Linked DNA regions of Homo sapiens: region 2 is linked to region 1. The links are chromatin contacts, found by Hi-C in ENCODE. All regions are on one chromosome and are shown on one strand. Each heading gives the region's core, a stretch centred on a gene start or an enhancer-like site at or near the end of the contact. The rest is flanking DNA. Distances are from core to core; before and after follow the strand shown. Region 1 overlaps LOC107984635 (a long non-coding RNA gene). Region 2 holds the start of ASB2 (ankyrin repeat and SOCS box containing 2).

Region 1 (6,519 bases), core at 2,928-5,427:
GGGAGCTGGTGTTGGCAGAAGCCAGAGTCACTCTAAATGGCAGTGGAATCAGATCCCTGTGGATAGCTGAGGGTTTCTCAAGAATGAAACCACAGACCTCAGCTTTCTACTTCATCCCCTTTTTACGGAGCTGTTGGCTGGTCTCGAGATGAGATTCTAGTAGTGGCACCAGGGGAGCTTTCAAGGAAGCATCTGGGGTGGTTTGTGAGGGAACGAATGCTTTGGCTGTCGTACCACAGTCTATCTGGGAGCGCCATGGACGTGGAGATGACGTGGGTGTGGAAGATGGCAGTGAGTTAAGGGAGTATGCTTCTTCTCTGTCTCTCATGTATACAGCTTGGGTGAAGGCTCTGAGGGCCTGTGGGGGTATTGGGCTGCCATTTTTTTTTTTTTTTTTTAAGAGACAGGGTCTTGCTGTGTCACCCAGGCTGGAGTGCAGTGGCACAATCATAGCTCAGTGAAGGCTTGACCTCGCAGGCCCTAGTGATCCTCCTGCTTCAGCCTCATGAGTAGCAGGTGTGCACCGCCCAGCTAATTACAAAAATTTTTTCTGTAGAGATGAGGTCTTGCAGTGTTGCCCAGGCTGGCTTCTAACTCCTGGGTTCAAGCAATCCTCCCCTCCGCAGCCTCCCAAAGTATTGGGATTGTAGTCATAAGCCACTGTGTCTGGCCCCAGGCTGCCTTAGTAAGAGAGTTTTACCCTCTTGTCTAGGATATATGGGGGAAAGTTAATCTGATTAGCAGTACAGTGTATTCAAATTGTGCTTGGCTAATTGTTGAACGTTTATACAGAATTGACTAAGGTTGATCTGTACCTGTAACTATAATAATTCTCTGTAATACAGCTTTTGGAAAGTAGTTCTGGTGTGAGGGTCAGTGGTGTTTCTAAACTGGCAGACAATAACTACCGGAGTGCAAAGAACAAGATACATAGTTTGAAAATGGTTTCTTGTCAAATGTCTGTGCTTTGGAAGCATTACCTTCAAGAGAATCCATCAGATTTTTGTCCTTGTGGTAGTAGGACATTCAAAGAAGGTTTATTTGGTGGTTTGGGAGCAGGCAATAGGGTGAGGATTGGAGAAAAAGGAGATTATTCTGTGAGTTGAAAATGGGTACCTCTACAGCTGCTTGTTCTTCCCAAGGGTTCAGATGGGAGATGGAGATGGACTTGGAGTTCCAGGCCTGTGCTCTGGAGTGATCATGAGCTTCTTAAAAAACCTTTGTGTTTTAAGATTCTGATAAGGCCAGGCACGGTGGCTCACATCTGTAATCCCAGCACTTTGAGAGTCCGAGGCAGGTGGATCACCTGAGGTCACAAGTTCAAGACCAGCTTGACCAGCACAGTGAAACACTGTCTTTACTAAAAATACAAAAAAATTAGCCGGGTGTGGTGGCAGGCACCTGTAATCCCAGCTACTCTGGAGGCTGAGGCAGGAGAATCACTTGAATCCGGGAGGTGGAGGTTGCAGTGAGCTGAGTGAGATCACACCATTGCACTGCAGCCTGGGTAACAAGAGCAAAACTCCATCTTAAAAAAAAAAAAAAAAAAAGGCTTGCGCAGTGACTCACGTCTGTAATCCCAGCACTTTGGGACAGTGAGGTGGGGCTATCATCTGAGGTCAGGAGTTCAAGACCAGGTTGACTCCTGGTGAAACCTCGTCTCTACTAAAAATACCTAAAATTAGCCGGGCGTAGTGGCAGGCACCTGTAATACCAGCTACTCTGGAGGCTGAGACAGGAGAATTGCTTGAATCTGGGAGGCGAGGTTGCAGTGAGCCAAGATGGGGCCATTGCACTCCAGCCTGGGCGACAAGAGTGAAACTCCATCTCAAAAAAAAAAAAAAAAAAATTCTGATAAAAGCACAGTACTGGTGTGTGACCATTGCCCTGGATATTTCAGTATTTTTAGACGTTTGTCCATTTAATGAATATGTCTGTTTCTTTTCTTTTTTTTTTTTTGGAGACAGAGTTTCGCTCTTTCACCCAGGCTGGAGTGAAGTGGCGTGATCTCAGCTCACTGCAACCTCCGCCACCTTGCCTCCTGGATTCAAGCGATTCTACTGCCTCAGCCTCCTGAATAGCTGGGATTACAGGCGCCTGCCACCACGCCTGGCTAATTTTTTGTATTTTTAGTAGAGACAGAGTTTCATCGTGTTGGCCAGGCTGGTCACGAACTCCTGACCTCGTGATCTGCCTGCCTTAACCTCCTGAAGTGCTCGGATTATAGGCGTGAGCCACCGCACCCAGCCTAATTTTTGTATTATGTATTTATTTGTTTGTTTGTTTGTTTGAGATGGAGTCTCGCTTAGTCGCCCAGGCTGGAGTGCAGTGGCACGATCTCGGCTAACTGCAACCTCAGCCTCCTGAGTTCAAGCGATTCTTCTGCCTCAGTCTACCGAGTAGCTGGGACTACAAGCCCGCACCACCACGCCCAACTAATTTTTGTATTTTTAGTAGAGATGGGGTTTCACCAGATTGGCCAGGTTGGTCTTGAACTCCTGACGTTGTGATCTGCCCACCTTGGCCTCCCAAAGTGCTGGGATTACAGGTGTGAGCCACCGTGCCCAGCAATTTTTGTATTTTTAGTAGAGACAGGGTTTCGCCATGTTGGCCAGGCTGGTCTCAAACTCCTGACCTCAGGTGACTCACCCCGCCTCGGCCTCCCAAAGGATTACAGGTGTGAGCCACTGTGCCCAGCCAAATGTGTCTGTTTCTATGTGAGCATTTGTAGGTAATGGTGAGGGTAGAAAGGGTGACTATGATTAGTAGCCCTTGAAAAATGCTATGCAGGCCAGGTGCTCGTTGGCTCACGCCTGTAATCCCAGGAGTTTGGGAGGTCAAGGCAGGAGAATCGCTTGAGCCCAGGAGTTTGAGACCGACCTGGGCAATATAGTGAGACCCCTCTGCCCCATCTCTAAATAAAGAAAAAGAAAATGAAGAATGCTATGCAAAACTCAAACCAAACCAATGCCACAAAACAAAACAAAAACTCCCTCCCAAAAACCCCAAAACTGTGAAGAAGAAGCCTAAGAGGTAGAGATGACCAGCAGAAAGTTACATTCTGTGATCTTGGAAATGAGATCTTGGAGAATAGCAATAGACAGGTGAGAGCAGTGGTCAAGGCGGTGGGGCTGTGCAGGCCAGAGGGACATGGGGATCTTTAAGTTTGCATTTCACTTCTGGCAAATGAGTGAGCTTCTTGAAGCCTTGGTGTCCTCATCTGTAAATGAGGATGACAGCACCTATCCTGTAAGGGTGGTGGAAAGATGGAATAAATAATGCAGGTAAAGCTCTTGGCACGGTGCCTGGCCTGCAGGAAGCTTTTGTTGTTATGCATGTTTTATAATCCTTTGGATCGCAGTCATTGGGTACTTGGTGTTCATTGTTTTGACTCCTGTTGTTCAAGCGCCTTGAATGTCCTCAAGGCAAAATTGACATCACCTTTGGTCCTTCCTAGGAAAATTAGGAGCAGGGTGGTGTTAGGGCCGTCACTGGACATTCCAGGTCTCCCACCCATAAATGGAGAGGTGGAGTCTGCCTGCAAGACACATTGCTAGGAAAAGATGGGACATTTGGCTTAGTTTCAAACCAATATTTCCTTTATACCCTTCCACAGAGAGGTGACAGGGATCCAGTTAGTGGCGAGTTGTGGAGCAGCAGAGACTGCAATGCGATGTTCTTTATGATTTTCCTATTTCTTTGGTTGGAATTGGGTTTTTACATCACATATTGTTTGATTATAAAAAAGCAACAACACAGCCGGGCGTGGTGGCTCACGCCTGTAATCCCAGCACTTTGGGAGGCCGAGGCAGGCGGATCACCTGAGGTCAGGAGTTTGAGACCAGCCTGACCAACATGGTGAAACCCCGTCTGTACTAAAAATACAAAAATTAGCTGGACGTGGTGGCGGGCGCCTGTAATCCAAGCTACTCGGGAGGCTGAGGCAGGAGAATTGCTTGAACCCAGGAGGTGGAGGTTGCAGTGAGCCAAGATTGTGCCATTGCACTCCAGCCTGGGCAACAGGAGTGAAATTCTTTCTCAAAACAACAACCACAGCACTATGCTTGTGTTGGGGCAGTGGATAATGAGAAATCTCTGTACCTCCCACTCAAGTTTGCTGTGAACCTTAAACTGCTCTAAAAAAATAAAACATATCGAAACAAAATAAAAAAACAAAAACAAACAGCTGCAAGAACTCTTGCACAGAGGGTCAAAAGAATGGCTTTTGACTAGCTACAGAAACATGGATAAAAAACATGCTGGCCAGGCGCAGTGGCCCATGCCTGTAATCCCAGCACTTTGGGAGGCCGAGGCGGGTGGATCACCTGAGGTCAGGAGTTCAAGACCGGCCTGGCCAACATGGTGAAACCCTGTCTCTACCAAAAATACAAAAATTAGCCGGGTGTGGTGGTGGGCGCCTGTCATCCCAGTTACTTGGGAGGCTAAGGCAGGAGAATCACTTGAACCCGGTTCAAGTGAAGCTGAAGAAGTTGCAGTGAGCTGAAATCACAACACTGCACTCCATCCAGCCTGGGAGAGAGAGAGAGACTCTGTCTCAAAGAAACAAGCAAACAAAAAAAAATGTGCTAAACACGTAGAGACCAACCACATTGCTGTCAGTAGGTAGTGAAGCACTTTCCTATAAATATTTCAGGACTCTTCTTTCTCTACTTAAAAAAGAAAGATTGCTTTGCATTTCAGACAACGGAAATGACTGGACAAGCCTTTAGGTCATGTGCAAGAAACTGAGAAAACCATTTTCCTTAAATGGAGATGGAGTTTGGCACAGTCTGAGGTTCAAGTTAGAGCCTGGGTCTTAATTTGCCTGCAACGCATGATTTATCATGCCTTTAGCAAGATCCCCGGCCCAAGACCATTCATTTCACCCCTACAATCTCAAGGTGTGTGCAGGGCACAATTCAGCTTTAAACTTTTCTGCTTTTACTTTTGGTTAGGCAGAACCTCCGTCTGGTGGTATTTGAATATGAGTGTTTTCTGTGGCCCTTTTCAAAGTATTCAAAGTGGTTTAAAAATACATAATGTTCAGAGATCTAAGAGCTAACGGAAGTACTTATTTGGGCCTTTTAAAAATAAAAAAATCAATTAAACAGATTTGAGACTCTTAACTCTCGCGATGTCTTCAAAATAGATACTAAGATTAAAGAAAAAAGAAGGCTTGAAAATCATAGGACTACTTATCCACCCAGTCATAATGCTTTTAGTAGTGACAGTAGTAGCAAATAGCACAGTTTATAAAAACAGAAGAGCTAAAATTCTTTATTTAATATTAAACAGGAAACCGAAAGTAGTCTGCAGCAATGTGGTGGGTTTTCAGCAACCTGCTGCTGTGTTTATCTGTGCTGAAAAAGCCTAAATGAAACATTTCTTCTTTGATTGCCTTAAGATTGTAAGTTTGAAGGAAAATCCTTCAAACTGGAATCATGACCACTGGAAGCAGGTTCTGTATGGTAAGGTTTTGAAGCAACCTGTTTCCACCAGAACCAAAGGAAATTTGGAAGCAAATCAAAAACCTCTCAAAGAGTGGAAAAAGCTTTGTACTTTTATTTTGCCTTTGTGCATTGTTGTCATTTATCCAACATGTGCATATGAATATTCTTTCTGAAGACCTGGGCTTCATTTTAAGGTCAGCCTTCAATTTCTAGAGAATATAATTTGCTGCTATTTTTAGAGCATCATGATTGCTTGTAATAACTAATGGAAAAAAACTCAGAGAAATAAATGTGTAACAGCTGTGTCTGCTTAAACTTGATTAAAGGCAGTAAAAAAAAGTAAACAGAAGAACGAATGTGACAATAGACAAGGGGGAGACAAGTATCTCTCTCATTGTGAAAACTTTTACAGGCATAACTTGTTCCACTTTGGAAGGCCAGCGATGTCTGTGTTTAAAGTTTACTTTACTGTTTGTCTTGAGTGGGATCAGTGTTGTAGTGAATAATTTATAGCCAGCATGAATGAGCTCATTAGTCACCTTTTCAGACTTTAAATGAGTTTTGTGGTTGTCATTACTCGAGCCTTCTGTTCAGCCGCGGAGCAAAATGACAGTTTGGCAGTTGTTGCTGGGGCCGCCTGTTCCCCTTCAGGTCTGTGTTGGCTTTTGTATTTCGTTGAATCCTTCCCTGGCTAACCCTTCGCTGGTCCAGGCAGCAACTCTCCCACTTCACATGCCTTTTGCACCCCAAGTTTAAATGAGAAGTTTTTCAGGCTTCAAAAAAAAAAAAATCAGTTGTGTCTGCCAGAGAGAATGGGGGAATGAGGTGGATGAAATGAGCTTTTTCCAGCAACTCCTGGGTATGATTCCCTTTGTGCTTGGTTTGATATTCAAGCTACTCAAAAGCAAAAAGCAAGCCAGTGCGTTGAGAGGCAGCGGAGCCAGGCTCCCACATGGTGCCAGGCGTTTTAGACCGAGGATGTCACTGGAATTTGGAGGGAGAAGGATGTTTCAGGGTAGGTTTGAACTGTTTCAATTCTGAGTATCAGTGTGATGAGGGTAAAGAAACT
Region 2 (6,519 bases), core at 2,638-5,137, 4.5 Mb before region 1:
TGCCAGGTGAGGGGGTAGAGTAAGGGAGGGCAGGTTCTAGTTAGGCTTGGGAGAGTGAAACCCACCTTGGTTCCAGGTGTGAGTCCTGGGGCTTTCCTGTGGTGGCCACATTCTTCTTCCCACTCCCTTGCAGGTTGATCAGTTGCATAGTTTCTGCCTCTGCATTTTTATTCCCCTTCTATTCCCTTTGTTTCCCCACAAAAACCCTCCCTGGAGGGCTGTTCCCAGGGTAGCTGGTGGGCCTTGTGCAAAGTTAGGGACCCCGGAAAGGCTCCAGAGATCACTGAGGCCAGGGCTGCTCAAATGCTCACCGTAATTTGTCATCAGGGGTGTGCAGATTAAAACTGCAACAAGATGCCACGGATGCCCATCAAAATAGATAATATGAAAAAAGATGGAGGCTGGGTGCGGTGGCTCGCGTCTGTAATCCCAGCACTTTGGGAGGCTGAAGCGGGCAGATCACCTGAGGTCAGGAGTTCGATACCAGCCTGGCCAACATGGTGAAACCCCATCTCTACTAAAAATACAAAAAAAATAGCTGGGCGTGGTGGTGGGCACCTGTAATCCTAGCTACTTGGGAGGCCGAGGCAAGAGAATCGCTTGAATCCAGAAGGTGGAGGTTGCAGTGAGTCGAGATCTCACCACTGCGCTTCAGCCTGGGCAACAGAGCAGGACTCCATCTCAAAAAAAAAAAGAAAAAAGATGGAATCTACCAATTGTTGGTAAGGATATAGAGTGACTGGAACTCTTATGCCTGGTTGATGGGAGTGCAAACTGACACAACTTTGGAAAGCCATGTGACAGTTTCACTCAAGTTGAAAGAAGACCTAAACTCTGACCCAGTGATCCCCATCCTAGGTGTATACCCAAGAGAAAGGAGTATGAATATTTACCAAAAGACATGTACTAGAATGTTCATAGCTACACTCTTCATCATCGCCCAAAACTGGGAACCACCCAGATGTCCATCAACAGTAGAATGAATAAATTGTGATATATTCATAGCATGGAATACTACACAGCAATTAAAATAACAATCTACAACTCCATGAAACAATATGGGCAGGTCTCGCAATGTGTTGTTAAATGAAACGAGACGCAATGATTTCATTCACATGAAGTTCAAAGGAACCTGTCCTGCTAGCAGTCAGGAGAGTGGTCACCCCTGGCAGGAGGTGGTGGGTGGTGGGAGCTCTTGAGGTGCTTGTAATATTCAGATGTTGGGTGTGTCCAGTCTGTGAAAATGTACTGGGCTGTACATATGTGAAAGTTGCACTTTTTTGTGGGTATACTGAACTTTAATAAAAAGTTTTTAAAAATCAGTCCTGTTTGGGCCTCGACACAGATTATTTAAATCAGAATCTCTGGGGTGGGGCAGGCATAGGTAAGTGTAATATGATTCTAATGAGCAGCTAGGGCCAGATCCCAGCACAGTTCTCTTTCCTCTGGGTCACACTGCCTGCCCTCCACAGGCTCGAGTCAGATGCTTGAACGCTGTCCCTGCCTTTGTCAGGAGAGTGTCTGTGCTTTAGGACATCAGCGTCTGATCCCATGGGGCATGGTTCCCACTGGCATGGCTTTCAATGTGTGAATTATTCTGCCCCCAAATTGCCAGGTGATCTCAGAGAAGGCACAGAACCTCTTGGGGCCTGAACTAGTAAATGAGGGCTCTGAACACCAGGATAGCCAAGAGTCCCTCCAGTTAGAGGGACCACAATTCCCCTGTAAGACAGAATCTCAGCCAAAAGGAGCTTCTGGTCTGATAAACCCAAGAACTGGGAAATGACTTGGGACTACATTCTTTTGTAAAGAGTGAGGTAAAAAAAAATTTAGTTTGAATCTGTTTTTCTTCTTTTAAATGGAAACAAAGACAAGTGGAAAGTCAGAAAAAAGTTCACGGGTAGCACACGAGAGCTGAGGAGCATGCAGCTGAGACCGCAGTGAATATTTGGTGAGTGTCTGGGTTGATTATTACTACATATCAAACTACCTCAATCCCCAGTGGCACGAAACAATCCTTTTATCATAGCTTGTGGTTTATGGGTCAGGAAGTTGTGGGTGGTTTGTCTCTGCTCCACGTGGCATTAGCTGTGGCAGCTGCAGGTGAAGGATCCACCTCCGAGAGGGTGTCTTCACCCCTCTGCCTGGTGCTAGATGCTCTGGGGGCCCTGGGTGTTGCTTGCTTGGACTTCCTCACAACATGGCAGCTACAAAGCATCTCATGACCTAGCCTTGGAAGTCTCAGGACATCATTTCCACTGCATTCTATTGTTAAGTCCATCACTAGGCCACCCCATATTCAAGGGGAGGGAAGGAATAGACACATCTTGGATGGAGTTTGGGGTGTGTATGTGTGTGTGTGTGTGTGCATGTGTGCATGCCCATGAGGCAGAGGGCAACCTAGGAGGGGCCTGGCCTGGCCACAGCCCACCTTCCAGGTCAGATTGGGAAGGGGCAGGTGGTGGGCAGGAAGTAGAGGAACCTGTGTTTTGCCTCCAGCAAGGAGCCCAGGAAAGCAGCCCGGCCTCGGGGAGCCGTCCCACAGAGACGTCTCTCGGGGAACATCCTACTGGGTAGCAGAGTCTCCAAAAAGTAAAAAGAATCTGACAGCCCCTTCTCTGCCCTTCTCCTACACTCCCTCCATAGCACATGGGTCTGGAAGGGGCTGAACTTGAGCTAACTTTGAGGGCCACCCAGCCACAGTGGCCTGGGAAGACTGACCCAGCTGGGGTGATGAGCAATTTGGCAGGTACCAGGGAAGCTGGGGGACTGCCTGGGGACCACTGGTGTCCTTCCCATCTTTAGCACCAGTCAGACCTCCAGAACCTTGACTCAACCCCGTGGCACCTTGTATACTGAGATGTATTTCCTTGTGGAATATTCGAAGTGCGTGTAAAGGCATCCTGAGGTTTCCTGAGTTTGAATCAGTGAGAAATCATGCTGTGGCCATCATAAATCCACATCCTCCAAGGGGAATGGGCCACTGAAACAAAAATGATTCTCCCCTTAGAGGAACAGACCAAGTCATGTTTCTGGACCCCTAACTCTGAGGCATGAGATGTGAACACACGGGTGGGAGAGTAGGTGCCTGGCCATGTCCTGTCACATCCCGGATGCTCAGTGCATGTGGCTGTGTATGTGTTGTCTTTGACATTTGACCTATTCCAGAAATGGGACGTTCTTCCCTAGACCAGGAGGAAGGGCTCTCTTCTGTTGTATATCTCTGCCCAGGGCTTGCCCGCATGCCTCTGTGTTTGTTTGTTGGCTCATTTGTACCCTGGCCCTTTGTATCCCCAGCCCCACCCCACAGTATCCAGCAGCCAGACACCTGCTATCCCCAAATGCTGCCACAAGCTCAGCACCAAACCTTGATTTCTCCAAAGCCCTTTTACGTCAACTCCTTCATCTCCTCTCTCCCCTTCTTCCCTTCTCTTTCACTCCATCCTCTTCCTTCCTGCTGTCTTGCCTTCCCTCCTTTGTTGCCTTTACTTCTCCTCTTCCCCTTTCTTCCTCCTCCCTTGCTCCTCACTCTTTGTCTCCCAACTATGCGTCTCCTCGTCCTCGTTCCCTGCCTCTGTCTCTGACCCACTGCATCTCTCTCCTGTCTGGCTCTCCCCTGGGTAGTTCCAGAAACATACCCATATATGGCCTCCATGTCAAGGATCACAAATGATGACATCACGTGAGGGCCAAAGCTCCGGGATCCTCTCTGAAGTGAGAGTCTGTATTCGATGCACCCGGAGGAACGGAAGGCAGGATTGCAGCTTCCTCAGTGCAACCTCCAAACAGGAAATCTGAGATGTATAACATCTTATAGTTTGGCTTGTCAACGTTGGTCATGCGGTGGCCCCAAAATAAACTCCCTGCTTCAAAGGACAGCGTTTCAGAACTGCCTGGCAGAGCAGCCAGAAGCTTGGGGCCAGGGCAGAAGGAAAACTCGGGGAGCATGTTCTGAATTAAGACACTTTCAAGAAAATCCTTTGTATTACCCCTGAATTGTACCCTTGTTTCAGAGCCTAACAGGTAATGCATGCTTTCAACTTTCTTATACAGATCTTGCAAAAGATTCTTTGGCTGGTGGGGATTTTCGGCTGCAGTACTTACTGGAAACCGCTTGTAGTCAAACTGTGATGTTGCTTTTCCCTCTCTCTCGTATTTTCTTGAGTTATACAGCACGCTGGTGACTTTCGTTTTGGATGCAATGAACAGAGACTCAGCAATTTGCATGTACTTACCCATTCTTCTGGAGGACTCTGGCTCAGAATATCACTCTGCTGTGCACTTCTAAAAATGGAAATGCAAAAGGACTTATCAATGATGCTATTGTTGGGTCTGTAGGTCTTGGGCGGTATCTGTGTCAGACAAGTGACTTTCAGAAATGCTTTCAGGCCAGGCGCACAGATAGAGGTTTTCATGAGTGGGAGTTAATTTAATGTAGCTGTTGCAGAGTGCCTAGGCATGCACGGTATTGTGGGAGACCATAGCAGCCAAGGTGCCATGTGCTCTGCTTTCAACTGTTTGGGGATTAGGAGAGGAAATGGAGGAATGTTATTTATGTGAGATCCAACAAAGCTGTGGAATGCAGGGATGCAAGAATACCATGCATGTGTGTGCACACGCATATGCATGACACATTTAAGGAGGCCATGGCCTTTGAAAGGATGGGTGGGATGCCTCAGGGTGGAAACAGAGACCTCCAGGTGGAGGAGCAGCTTGGGCAAAGGCAGGGAAGTCAAGGGACCTGGGGTGATGATGGAAAGTGAAATGTGGCTCTGGCAAAGGGTTCTGCATGTGAAAAATGGGGGTGAGGCTAGAAGGGGAGGCCAGAGGGAGAGGCACATCCTTCCAGGCCAAGCAAGAAGTTGGAACACTTTCTGAGAGTTTTTGAGCAGAGGACGGCATGCACATAGCCACATGCATTGAGCATCTGGGATATGAAGGGACACAGCCAGGCACCTACACTCCCACCCGTGTGTTCACATCTCAGGCCCCAGAGGTGGAGGCCCAGAAACATGACTTGGTTTCTGGTGCCTCTAGGTGGAGAATCATTTTCATTTCAGTGGCCCATTCCCCTTGGAGGATGTGAGATTTGGCTTCGGTGGCTCTTCGGGAAGCCAGGGGTATGCACTGGAATGAGGAGGCAAGGAGGCTGGTGACTCCTAGGGAGGGCAGGTAAATGAGGAAGGCCTGAAGCAGGGCAGAAGCTGAGCCCCTGCACAGGACAGGAATGCTCTTCTGAAGATAAGCTTGTTTCGTGAGGCGAGGGCTTGAGGGGGCTCAGAGGGACGCAGGCAGAGCCAGCTGGGGCCAGCACCCCCGCCACAGCCCTGACCTCTGCCTGGGCAGAAGCACCATGAGGCAGACAGTGGCAGATGCTCGAGGCACTTCCAAAACAGTTGGACGGGTCCTGACAGCTGGTGGCAGGCCCATGTGCTGCACAGCGTCCCCAAGAAGCTGGCAGCAGCTCCGCTGGGTGCCATGCTGGTTTGCATCATCTGTTCTTGCACAAACAGGCCGGGTCATGAGTGCCTTGTGGTGGCGGGGGTGGGGGACACTGTCTAACCCACGCACGGTGACCTCACAGTGAACAACAACACAGGCCATACCAGCAAGCCTTTGTTGAGCACTGGCCCAAGCTTGTGTGCAGATTTCTCTCACTGACTTCGGTCAAGGCTACCATGAGTTACAGGTGATCGTTACTCCCATTTTCAGGTCTGGAAACAGGTTATGAGAGCTTAAAAGTCTTGCTTAAGGCTGGACGGCTGCAAGTGTTGGAGTCAGGAATCTGACCTTTTGGTCTGCAAGGTCCACATTCAAAGCCACAGCGTCCTGTGGCCTCTCAAGGTACTGTGGCAGTGGTAAACAGGACCATCGTGCACCCAGGGGAAATGTCTCTGGCACACTCAAGGCATCATAAGGTGCCCGTATATTGTGGACAGGCTAGATCCAAAGAGCCTTCCCAAAGGAGGCACAAAAATATCTCTGGGCCTGCCCAGTGTCCTTCCATTTCTGCGCTGCAGAGGATCAGGCTGCCCACAGGAGCCAGCTGTCACAGGAGTGGCTTGTGTCTGTGGTTCTCTTTCCTTAGCACCATTGTTTGGAATAATTAACGCCCAGGAATATAAATGAAGTTATTAAGAGCTTTGTGGTTGGGAGGAATGTTTTTGGGGAGGTGGTGCTGAAATAAAGGTAAATTGAAATTCCTAAACTATCTGTTTTTTAAAAAGAATGGGACATAGAGGAGTAAAAAAGGAGAGAGGAAAGCAGAGAAAAGAGAAGAGAAAGATTTAAATGGAGGCGGGGTCAGGGGAACTCAGAGGAGAGAGGATAAAAAAGGAAAAAGAACCTCGCCGATTTGGGTGAGATCTAACTTAAAAGATTTCCAGCCAGCCCTGCAGGTGAGGAGGGGCTATGGAGGATTCCCCCTGCCCTGCCTGAGCCTTCCCGCTCTGCTGCCTGGAGTTAAAGCCTCCAGAACCCCCTGTGTCTTCTGCCACTAAGGAACCAAGGTGAGGGTCC

The links. A loop is a pair of places that touch in the nucleus more often than their neighbours do. Pooled maps may share reads with other maps.
Region 2: a map with no recorded cell type shows a loop between it and region 1 (7-fold over the local background). The contact joins the promoter of ASB2 here to the enhancer-like site in region 1. A Hi-C loop is called at or near these places in 3 of 37 single-sample maps with no recorded cell type and 4 of 50 pooled maps.

What each region holds. Positions count from the first base shown.
Region 1 is chr14:89,429,253-89,435,771 of GRCh38, reverse strand. It overlaps LOC107984635 (a long non-coding RNA gene), which reads right to left. Exons shown (of 2, transcript XR_001751025.2): 2 at 4,700-6,434. It also overlaps a transcript of FOXN3 not described here. Among named protein-coding and RNA genes, the nearest start is that of FOXN3-AS1, 15 kb to the right of the region's middle. RefSeq lists enhancers at 3,106-3,659, 6,069-6,519. Within about 2 kb of position 4,177, at least 2 of the 41 ENCODE cell types and tissues checked have a DNase peak (open chromatin) inside an H3K27ac peak, as active enhancers do.
Region 2 is chr14:93,973,938-93,980,456 of GRCh38, reverse strand. ASB2 (ankyrin repeat and SOCS box containing 2) reads left to right here and starts at 3,887. Exons shown (of 10, transcript NM_001202429.2): 1 at 3,887-4,023. LOC107984663 (a long non-coding RNA gene) reads left to right here. Exons shown (of 4, transcript XR_001750861.2): 4 at 1-3,032. RefSeq lists an enhancer at 4,835-5,406.